Linked DNA regions of Homo sapiens: region 1 is linked to region 2. Evidence: chromatin contacts called from ENCODE Hi-C or POLR2A ChIA-PET data. All regions are on one chromosome and are shown on one strand. The core of a region is the stretch at or near the end of the contact, and the rest is flanking DNA. Distances in the headings are between cores, read along the strand shown. Region 1 holds the start of MUC20 (mucin 20, cell surface associated). Region 2 has its middle 20 kb from the start of ZDHHC19.

Region 1 (4,389 bases), core at 1-2,500, 470 kb before region 2:
ATGGCTAAATTTCTGAAGTAAAAGCTATAGGATCTTTGTGTGTGTGTATATATTTAAAAGGCCTTTATAATTTCTATAATTTTATGTTTAATTGGCAATTAAATCTGTTTTAATTTCCCTCCAGCACACCAGACTTTTTCTCTCCATACGTTATGATGTAAATTTTGCTATTCGATTTTCACCTCAGTTTCCTTAAAATGCAAATTCAAGGCTATTTAGCTGACAACCGCTTAGAGTAGTAAAACAGGTTATCAAGAATTCGAAGGTGTGGCTGGGCACGGTGGCTCACGTCTGTAATCCTAGCATTTGGGAGGCTGAGCCGCAAAGATCTCTTGAGGTCAGGAGTTCAAAACCATCTTGGCCAACATGTTGAAACCCCGTCTCTACTAAAAATACAAAAAAAATTAGCCAGATGTGGTGGCAGGTGCCTATAATCCCAGCTACTCAGGAAGCTGAGGCAGGAGAATCACTTGAAGCCAGGAGGCAGAGTTTGCAGTGAGTCGAGATCAAGCCATTGCACTCCAGCCTGGGCAACAGAGTGAGACTCTGTCTCAAAAAAAAAAAAAAAAAAAGTAAAAAAGAATTTGAAGGTGTAAGAAAAAAGCTCTTTATGAATCTATAAGATGAACTTCTTTCAGCATACCTAATACATCTGTGTATTTATGTGTTGTTGTGTACACAGTGTTTTGCTACTGAAAATATATAAAAGAGCTCTAATTAATTGGCTTAAGAAAATAAAAGCACTTGGCTGGGTGCAGTGGCTCATGCCTGTACTCCCAGCACTTTGGGAGGCTGAGGTAGGTAGATCACCTGAGGTCAGGAGTTTGAGACTAGCCTGGCCAACATGGTGAAACCCCATCTCTACTAAAAATACAAAAATTAGCCCGACGTGGTGGTGCGCGCCTATAATCCCAGCTACTCCAGAGGCTGAGGCAGGAGAATTGTTGGATCCCGGGAGGAAGAGGTTTCATTGAGCTGAGATCTCATTACTGTACACTCCAGCCTGGGTGACAGAGCAAGACTCCATCTCAAAAAAAAAAAAAGAAGCTAGTGATTCCATATCTTCAAATCAAATTTCAGTGGAGTGTTTACCGGGCAAGGAAGGCAGGGGGGTCAGCTTGCTGACAGCCTCAACCTGCCAGCCCTCAGCCTGCACATTTGTGATCACCTGGTCACACACCTGGGCAGGAGGCTGCCCCTCCTCCCTGGTTTGAGGAAGCAGGAAAAGGTACCCGCGAGAGACAGCCAGCAGTTCTGTGGAGCAGCGGTGGCCGGCTAGGATGGGCTGTCTCTGGGGTCTGGCTCTGCCCCTTTTCTTCTTCTGCTGGGAGGTTGGGGTCTCTGGGAGCTCTGCAGGTAAGGAGGCCTAGAAGGGCCTGGTGGGCCTCTCCCCTAGTAGGGCTCTGGGAGTGAATTTCAGTATGAGCCACCCTTCATGGGCAAGGGCAGGCTCTCTCGGGTTGATTATAATGAACCACAGTGCTACTTGTGAAGTGCTATTATTGTTGATAAAGAGTGTGCAAATGACAGTGTGAGTGTAAGCGTGCATGGCGCTGCAGTACACACTAATCAACCATGACGATGTGTGTGAGTGTAAGCGTGCCTGGCGCTGCAGTACACGCTAATCAACCATGACGCTGCCATCGTAAGGGATGGCTGAGAGTTTGTCTTTATGAACGTGGGACAGTAAGTGGGGCACGGAGCGGGGGTGCAGGGAGGTGCCAGCTGGTGATCATTGTGCAGAAAGCTGAAGAATGTGGCTTAACAAGATTCTGACTCCTCCCAGTTTATTACCTAGCATGGATTTCCTTCAAAATACAGATTTCGTGTGAAAAGTCCAACTGCCACAAACTGCTTGGGAAGGGTGGATGCTGACAGGCAGGGCTTTTGTGAAAGACGGGAATGAACCCTGACCTGTCGCTAATAGGAGTTGTGCCAAACTCATCACATACATTAAAAAATAGAAAAGGATTTATTTTTTTTTTAGTTCTATGCTCCCTCTAAACCTCGAGTGGAGAGGCCGGGCGTGGTGGCTCACACCTGTAATCCCAGCATTTTGGGAGGCTGAGGTGGGTGGATCACCTGAGGTCAGGAGTTCGAGACCAGCCTGACCAACATGGAGAAACCCCGTCTCTACTAAAAATACAAAATTAGCCGGGGGTGGTAGCAGGTGCCTGTAATCCCAGCTACTCGGGAGGCTGAGGCAGGAGAATTGCTTGAACCTGGGAGGTGGAGTTTGCAGTGAGCTGAGATCGCACCCTTGCGCTCTGGCCTGGGCAACAAAAGTGAAACTATGTTTCAAAAAAAAAAAAGCTGCAGTGGAGAGTCTGGAGTTCCCATCCCCACCACTCACAGCCTCCCCCATCATCAGCGTCCCCCACCAGAGTGGCACATTTGATAGGACTGAGGAACCTACTTTGATGCATCATTATCATACATTGTATTTTTAATCCTCACAACGGCCCTGCAAGATCGGCCCTGTTTTTACCACCCCCCACCTCCACTGCTTTAAGGGTGAGGCCACTGTGCTTCTGGGCATCCAGTAACAACTCCTCGGAGCCAGAATCTGACTCCTCACAGGCCTGAGCACTGCACCCCGTGGCCTCCTGCCTGTGCTCACCGTGGCCTGGTCTGCGCTGCACGTGTCCCGTTAGCTCCACCTTACAGGTGCGGAAATGCAGGCTTGGAGCTGAGAGACTTGGCCAGGGTCACAGGGCAGAGAGCAGATTCTCCAACTCAGGGTCCCAAGTCCACACGCTTTCCTCTCCACCAGATTTGAAGATTGTACCAGGAGAGCCGCAGTGTTCCAGAGCTACTGAGGGGCTGGGCTGGGATTTGCTGTATTCGAGAAGACCCCCTTGGACCCGAGAGGCTGTGGGCTTGGGGAGCATGAGGAGGTTTCACAGCAGAAAGGACACCCCGGGGCTCCTGGATAAGCCAGAAAATGTGCCAGGGGAAGTCGGGCTCCAAGGGCACCACTCTGGGCTTCCAGCTGTGTGGGCTGGACCAAGAAGGCTCAAAGAAATGATCTCAGGCTTGAAGTGGGGAGAAGAAACTGTATTATGAAGGCAGACGAACAGTTCCTGCAAAAGTGAGATTTGTGTGTGCAGCTGGGCCGCACTGGACCAGGGATGAGAGTGGGTGCCCGGGACTCGCCTATACTGCCTGGGGGTGCAGCCCGCACTCCTCACTATAGTCAGATCAACTATGCGTGCTTTCCAGTGGCCTGGGAGAGGACTCCATAGGGAGGGATGCTTACCTTGTGGGCTTTGGAATATAAGCCCTTTCACCTTCTCCGCTGGTCCTCATCACGTTGGCAAGGCAGGTATTGTGACCCTGTTTTCTCAGGTGAGGACATGGAGGCTGGGAGGGGTCTAGAGACTGGCCTGGCTAGTAGGAGGCTGAGTCAGGATTTGAACCAGCAGATCATCTGACCCCGGAGCCAGTCGTGGGCGGCACAGCGGGAGCTGCAACCGAGGCTCTTGACTCCTGCGTCGTCATTCCCTGAGGTCCACAGGACAACCAGTTGGGGACCTGGGGCCCCATCCTGATGCCCTGGGGAGAGGTGCTAGGCCCCTTTTGGGTCTATGGGCTACTTTTGGGCCAGTGGAGCTGGGTAAAGACCATCTCAAACCCTGTGCCAGGGGAGGTCAGACTCCAAGAGCGCCACCTTTGGGCTTCCAGCTGTGTAGGCTGGACCAAGAAGGCTCAGAGAATTAGGGGGTTCGTATTTGATCCTTTTCCTTCCAAGACTGGGATTACCAGATAAAACACAGGGCATCCAGTTACATTTGAATTTCAGGTAACAATTTTTTTTAAGTGTAAGTATGTAGCCAATATTGCATGAGAAATACTCATGCTAAAAAGTTATTCGTCGTTTATCTGAAATGCAAGTTCAAATTTAACCGAGTACCCTGTATTTTTATTTGCTAAATCTAGAAACCCTCTCCAAGAGGCTCCTTGGCCCACTCACAGGGAGAGCCCGATCTCCCTCTAGACAGGGGAGGCCCCCTTTCTCAGGCCAGAAAAGATCTTGTAGTAAACTACTCAAGAGGCTGAGGCAGGAGGATCGCTTGAGCCCAGGAATTCAAGACCTGCCTGGGCAACAGAGCAAGACCCTGTCTCTAGGGAAGATATCCTACCGTAGCCTCCCTCGGGGACTCCCATTCCTCCCACCTCAGGGCCAGTCAAGGGAACAGGCCTCTGCTCTGGGCAGAAGTGCTGGCAGCCGCTCTCTGAAAAGCTAGGTGTTGCCTCAGGGTCTCCCGGTGTCCTGTGGAAAATGCCTGGCCACGGTTTCCATGGTTCCCAGGCTCCAACCCTGCAGTTCTCAGCCCTCATTCAGGAGGGGCCTCGGCAGGGTGGGGGGTGCCGTCTTTCCCTTGCTGG
Region 2 (4,446 bases), core at 1,877-4,376:
TGGTCAACAGTGCCAGGTGCAGCTAATGTAAAGGAAAAGTGGCCTCCTTTTTCCCTTGACGTGGATGCGTACAAACCCTCCCCTGGGACCAAGCTCAGGGCCGGGCCACGACCAGGGGCCCTCAGGCTAGATCTGGTGCCGGAGGAGACCTGCTGCCGAGGCTGGACGGGTGAGCCTGGAAGGGCGTGGACCCTCCACCCAACCTCAGGGACAAGTGCCTGACACCCCCCTGAGCAGAAACAGGGTGGGACGGAAACCAAACAAATTGCTCCTGAAATCCATGTTTTAGGAATGTTTGGTTTTCAGCTTCTCTTTCCTGCAGCAGGATGTTTAAAGAAAACAAATCTTTAAAGTCTTCTACTCCAAAGCAAAGAGCGCTGTGTGTGCCTACTTCTGGTCTCCGCTTCAGGAACAAACCCCCTTTACTCTCTGGCCTGGATTGGGCGCAAGGCAGCCGGAGCTTCCTGGCCAAGCTGGGCCAGCAGCCCAGGCCCCCACCAAAGGCTCAGAGTGAGCTGGGCACCACCAGGCCTTGAGGCCTTCCAGAGGCTTCTACTCCAGGGCACTCTGAGGCCGGGGGCTGTGGGTGGCTAACAGACTATGCCGCCAGCTGGGAGCAGAGGGGGCCCCATCTCTGCCCCAAATCCAAGTCTGGCCAGCTCCTTCCCCTAGGGATAGATACTTGGTGGGGAAGAGAGGGAGCTGAGAAGGTCACCCAAGAAAGGTGAGCCGGGCCGTCTGCCTGGGAGTCAGAATGAGGTGGCCCATCCTCGGACTTGACCATTTCCCAATGCCCTGTTTAATTTAATTTTTTATTTTATTATATAGGGACAGGGTCTCAATATATTGCCCAGGCTAGTCTCGAACTCCTGGACTCACATGACCCACTTGCCTCGGCCTCCCAAAGTGCTGGGACTACAGGCATGAGCCACCACCCCCACCCCCCAGATAATCTAAATTCAGAGCCTGCAAAAGGCTCAGGGCCCAAGGAGAGAAAATGGAGACAGAAGAGAAAGGGAATTTCTCCCTCCAGGTCCCCACGCCTGAGTCAGACCCTCTCACTGTTTCCTTTACAACCACCGCACACCCACCTGGACCTGGCCTAAGAAAAGGAATACAAGTCCATGAAGGTTCTCCCTTCTTTTTCTTCTTTTTCTTCTTCTTTTTCGTCTTTTCTTCTTCTTCTTTTTCCTCCTCCTCCTCTTCTTCTTCTTCTTTCTTCTTCTGTCGCCCAGGCTGGAGTGTAATGACGCGATCTTGGCTCACGGCAACCTCCACTTCCGTATCTCAAGGAATTCTCCTGCCTCAGCCTCTGGGACTACAGGTGTGCGCCACCACACCCGGCTAATTTTTGTATTTTTTGTAGAGACAGGGTTTCGCTATGTTGGCCGGGCTGGTCTTGAACTCCTGACCTCAGGTGATCCGCCCACCTCGGCCTCCCAAAGCGCTGGGATTACAGGCATGAGCCACCATGCCCGGCCCATCATGTACCCTTCTGATCCTACAAGCGCACTGTGAGGTCGGCCGGGCATGGAGTTTGGTTTCAACTTCACGTTGAGATCGGAGCAGCTCTGAGAGGTCGGGGCTTCATCCAGGGCCACACATCCAGCTGGCAGCAGAGCCACCTGTCCACCCAGCTCTCCGGATGCCCGGCCTGTGCTCCCTACACAGCCGCTTACTGCCCTGCCAGGAAAAGGCAGGCAGGAGGGATCTTTCCACTCCCATTAGGGGCTGAGGAACAGGCATCTAGGAGCTAAATCTGACTGGGGGAGTCTCCCAGCCCAGACAGCCCAGGGCCCTGCCCAGGGGTCAGTGCTTTCACTTGCTGACCTCATGCCTCCACCACTACTCGGGGACAGATGAGGTTCAGCATGACTCAGGTTCAGCCAAAGGATACTAATGGGCCATGGAATAAATCCTGCCTGGAGCCCTGTTCACCTCAGGACTTGTCCTCAGACCATGGACCTTCCTCCCTGGTCACTCAGTCAAGGAATCGCAGGAGATCAGTGCAAGAGTAGCTCTGAATGGGCCGGGCGCGGCGGCTCACGCCTGTAATCCCAGCACTTTGGGAGGCCGAGGCGGGTGGATCACGAGGTCAGGAGATCGAGACCATCCTGGCCAACACGGTGAAACCCCGTCTCTACTAAAAATACAAAAGATTGTCCGGGCGTGGTGGCGGGCGCCTGTAGTCCCAGCTACTCGGGAGGCCGAGGCAGGAGAATGGCGTGAACCCGGGAGGCAGAGGCTGCAGTGAGCCGAGATCGCACCACCGCACTCCAGCCTGGGCGACAGAGCGAGACTCCGTCTCAAAAAAATAAAAAAATAAAAATAAAAAACAGTAGTCCTGAAGCCCCCAGCCCAGCACACCTGGTCTTTGCAGGCCCGAGACACCCACAAGAGTAACAGCAGCGCCTCATTCAGGAGGCTGAGGACTAAGTGAGCAAACGCAGGCCGAGTGCTTCCCCAGGCCTGGACCTCCATTAGCATTCAACTGTGTTGTCATTGCTGTCATTGCTACACTGGAGTCAGATCACTAGGCCTTTAGGAGGAAGAACGTGCCCTTCCTGTTGACAGGCCGGGCCTCTGACCCAGGCGTCTCCTCTCCGTGGGGTGGCAGGAAGGGCCCAGGACTCAGGTGGCAGATCAGGGACCCCCTGGCCTGGCCTCTGCTCAGCTGTGTGATCTTGGGGAAGCCCCGCCTTGCGTCCCCCACCGCCTTGGTTTTCTTCTTGCTGAGAAGTGAGGGAGGTGGCTGGCTGTTCAGCAGGGCCCCTTCCACTTTGGGAATCCCCAGTTTCAGCAGCAGAACTTCCCCAAGCAGAAAGCTGCTGGGAAAGTGGGTGCCCAGGTGGGAGGCGGAAGCCCCAGGGAGAGGCAGACGAAGGTGCCCTGTGCGGGCCCCGCCTCCAGCCTGGTGGACAGTGCCCTGGGTTTCCATGCCCAGACCAGGGCCTTCCTGGAACCGCAGCCAGGACGTGAGAAGCTGTCAGACAGCTGCCTCTGTGTTCCTGGAAGCTGTGGTTCAGGAAAAGTGGGAGGGAGAGAAGGAGGGAGAGAGCAATCGAGGGAGAGCAGAAGAGTGTGAAGAGAAAGAGAAAGACAGGAGGAGGAGCAAGGGGAAGGGAGGAGGCAAGCGTGGAAAGGTGAGAAGAGGTGAGGCAGAGGCCTACGTGGAGAGGCAGAGCCTGGGACGCTGCCTGCGGGGGAGGTCAGGTGAGGAGCAGGGAGGGCGGAGGCTGTGAGCAGCCACCCTGGAACAGAGCTCGGAACACCATTGCTTTTGCCTTCCTTCAGCCTGAAACACTGCCTGGCCACAAAGCAGAAGCAGCAGTTGCTTTCTTAACAGGAGGCAGAGCCGTTGTTGGGTGACCCTCTTCTCATTCCCTTGAAGAATCTCAGCCCATGCCCCCATCCCTTCTGGCCTGGAGACACCAGTGTTGGGGAGTTTTGTGTAAAACAGTAACAAAGACCTCGTGTCCGAAGCAGCACCCTTTACCTCTGTTGTCAGGGCCACAGGGAAACCCGCACCCAGCCGGACAGGAGTCAGAGGCTGTTGTCATGGTAACTGGCATCCCAAGGCCTGGTCTGCCTCCTGCCTCCTTTATCGGGCTATGATGGTCACTGCTTCCTCTGCGAAGCACCTGTCATGTGTGGGGGTTTGTGCCAAGCTCTTTCCATGCACTAGGTAAGCCATGTCATAACCACACGATGAGATACGACTTGTGTGTGTGTGTGTGTGTGTGTTTTCTTCTAGAGATACAATTATTAATCTTACATTACAGGGGGAGAAACCAGGCAGCCCACCTTCAGAGCCCGCGTCTTAACTGTGACCCCACGTTGAAATAAAATGTGGAAACTGCCCACAGACACACCTCGTGGTGGCTACGAGTCACAGGGGCTGCACTTCTGCCTCTTGGGGAGTTGCTTGTTTGCTCCATGCTGGTTTCCTCACCTCAGAAACTAGAATAACAGTTCCATAGAGCAGTCGTGAGGATTGAAGGAGGCAGCCTGGACACTGAGCACAGGCCCTGGCCCAGGCAGGGCTCCATCGAGGGTTTGTTAGTACAGGAGTTCTGGCGAGCCCTCAGCCGCTGGGCTGCTTCCCTCCAGCCATTCCTCTGCATGCTAAGAACTAAAGAGAAGGGAGTCAGACCCAGATGGAGCATGGGTGTCAGGCACTGTGCCCAGCTGCCCATGAGAGCCAGCAAGGTGCCTGTGTCCTTTGAGGTACTAGGATTCTGGGCCCTGGATCCTGCAGTGCGGTGACCTCCCCTTCCCCCATCTGTCCCTGCCCTGCTCCACCCTCAGCCACCTGCAGGGCCCCCACCCAAGGGTCAGGGCAGAGCAGGGCAGAGCAGGGCAGAGCAGGGCAGGGCTGAGTGGGAGGCAGCGGAGGGGGTCATTATCACCGGCAGCACAGGGCTGAAGAGAGTTAAACCTTCTTAT

The links. Hi-C counts contacts between places; a loop is a spot of excess contacts on that map. ChIA-PET counts read pairs that join two places held with the same protein, here RNA polymerase II (POLR2A). Pooled maps may share reads with other maps.
Region 1: a loop to region 2 is called in a map of K562, with 2.9 times the contacts of the local background. The contact joins the promoter of MUC20 here to the enhancer-like site in region 2. A Hi-C loop is called at or near these places in 1 of 168 maps with a recorded cell type or tissue (K562), 2 of 37 single-sample maps with no recorded cell type and 2 of 50 pooled maps. POLR2A ChIA-PET finds 5 or more read pairs at or near these places in 1 of 52 experiments (A549).

Annotation. Positions count from the first base shown.
Region 1 is chr3:195,719,728-195,724,116 of GRCh38, forward strand. MUC20 (mucin 20, cell surface associated) reads left to right here and starts at 1,251. Exons shown (of 4, transcript NM_001282506.2): 1 at 1,251-1,356. The coding sequence starts at 1,281.
Region 2 is chr3:196,189,670-196,194,115 of GRCh38, forward strand. No RefSeq gene overlaps it. Among named protein-coding and RNA genes, the nearest start is that of ZDHHC19, 20 kb to the right of the region's middle. RefSeq lists enhancers at 1,191-1,809, 2,770-2,839, 2,795-3,458, 4,390-4,446 and a cis regulatory region at 4,118-4,446. Within about 2 kb of position 3,127, at least 23 of the 41 ENCODE cell types and tissues checked have a DNase peak (open chromatin) inside an H3K27ac peak, as active enhancers do.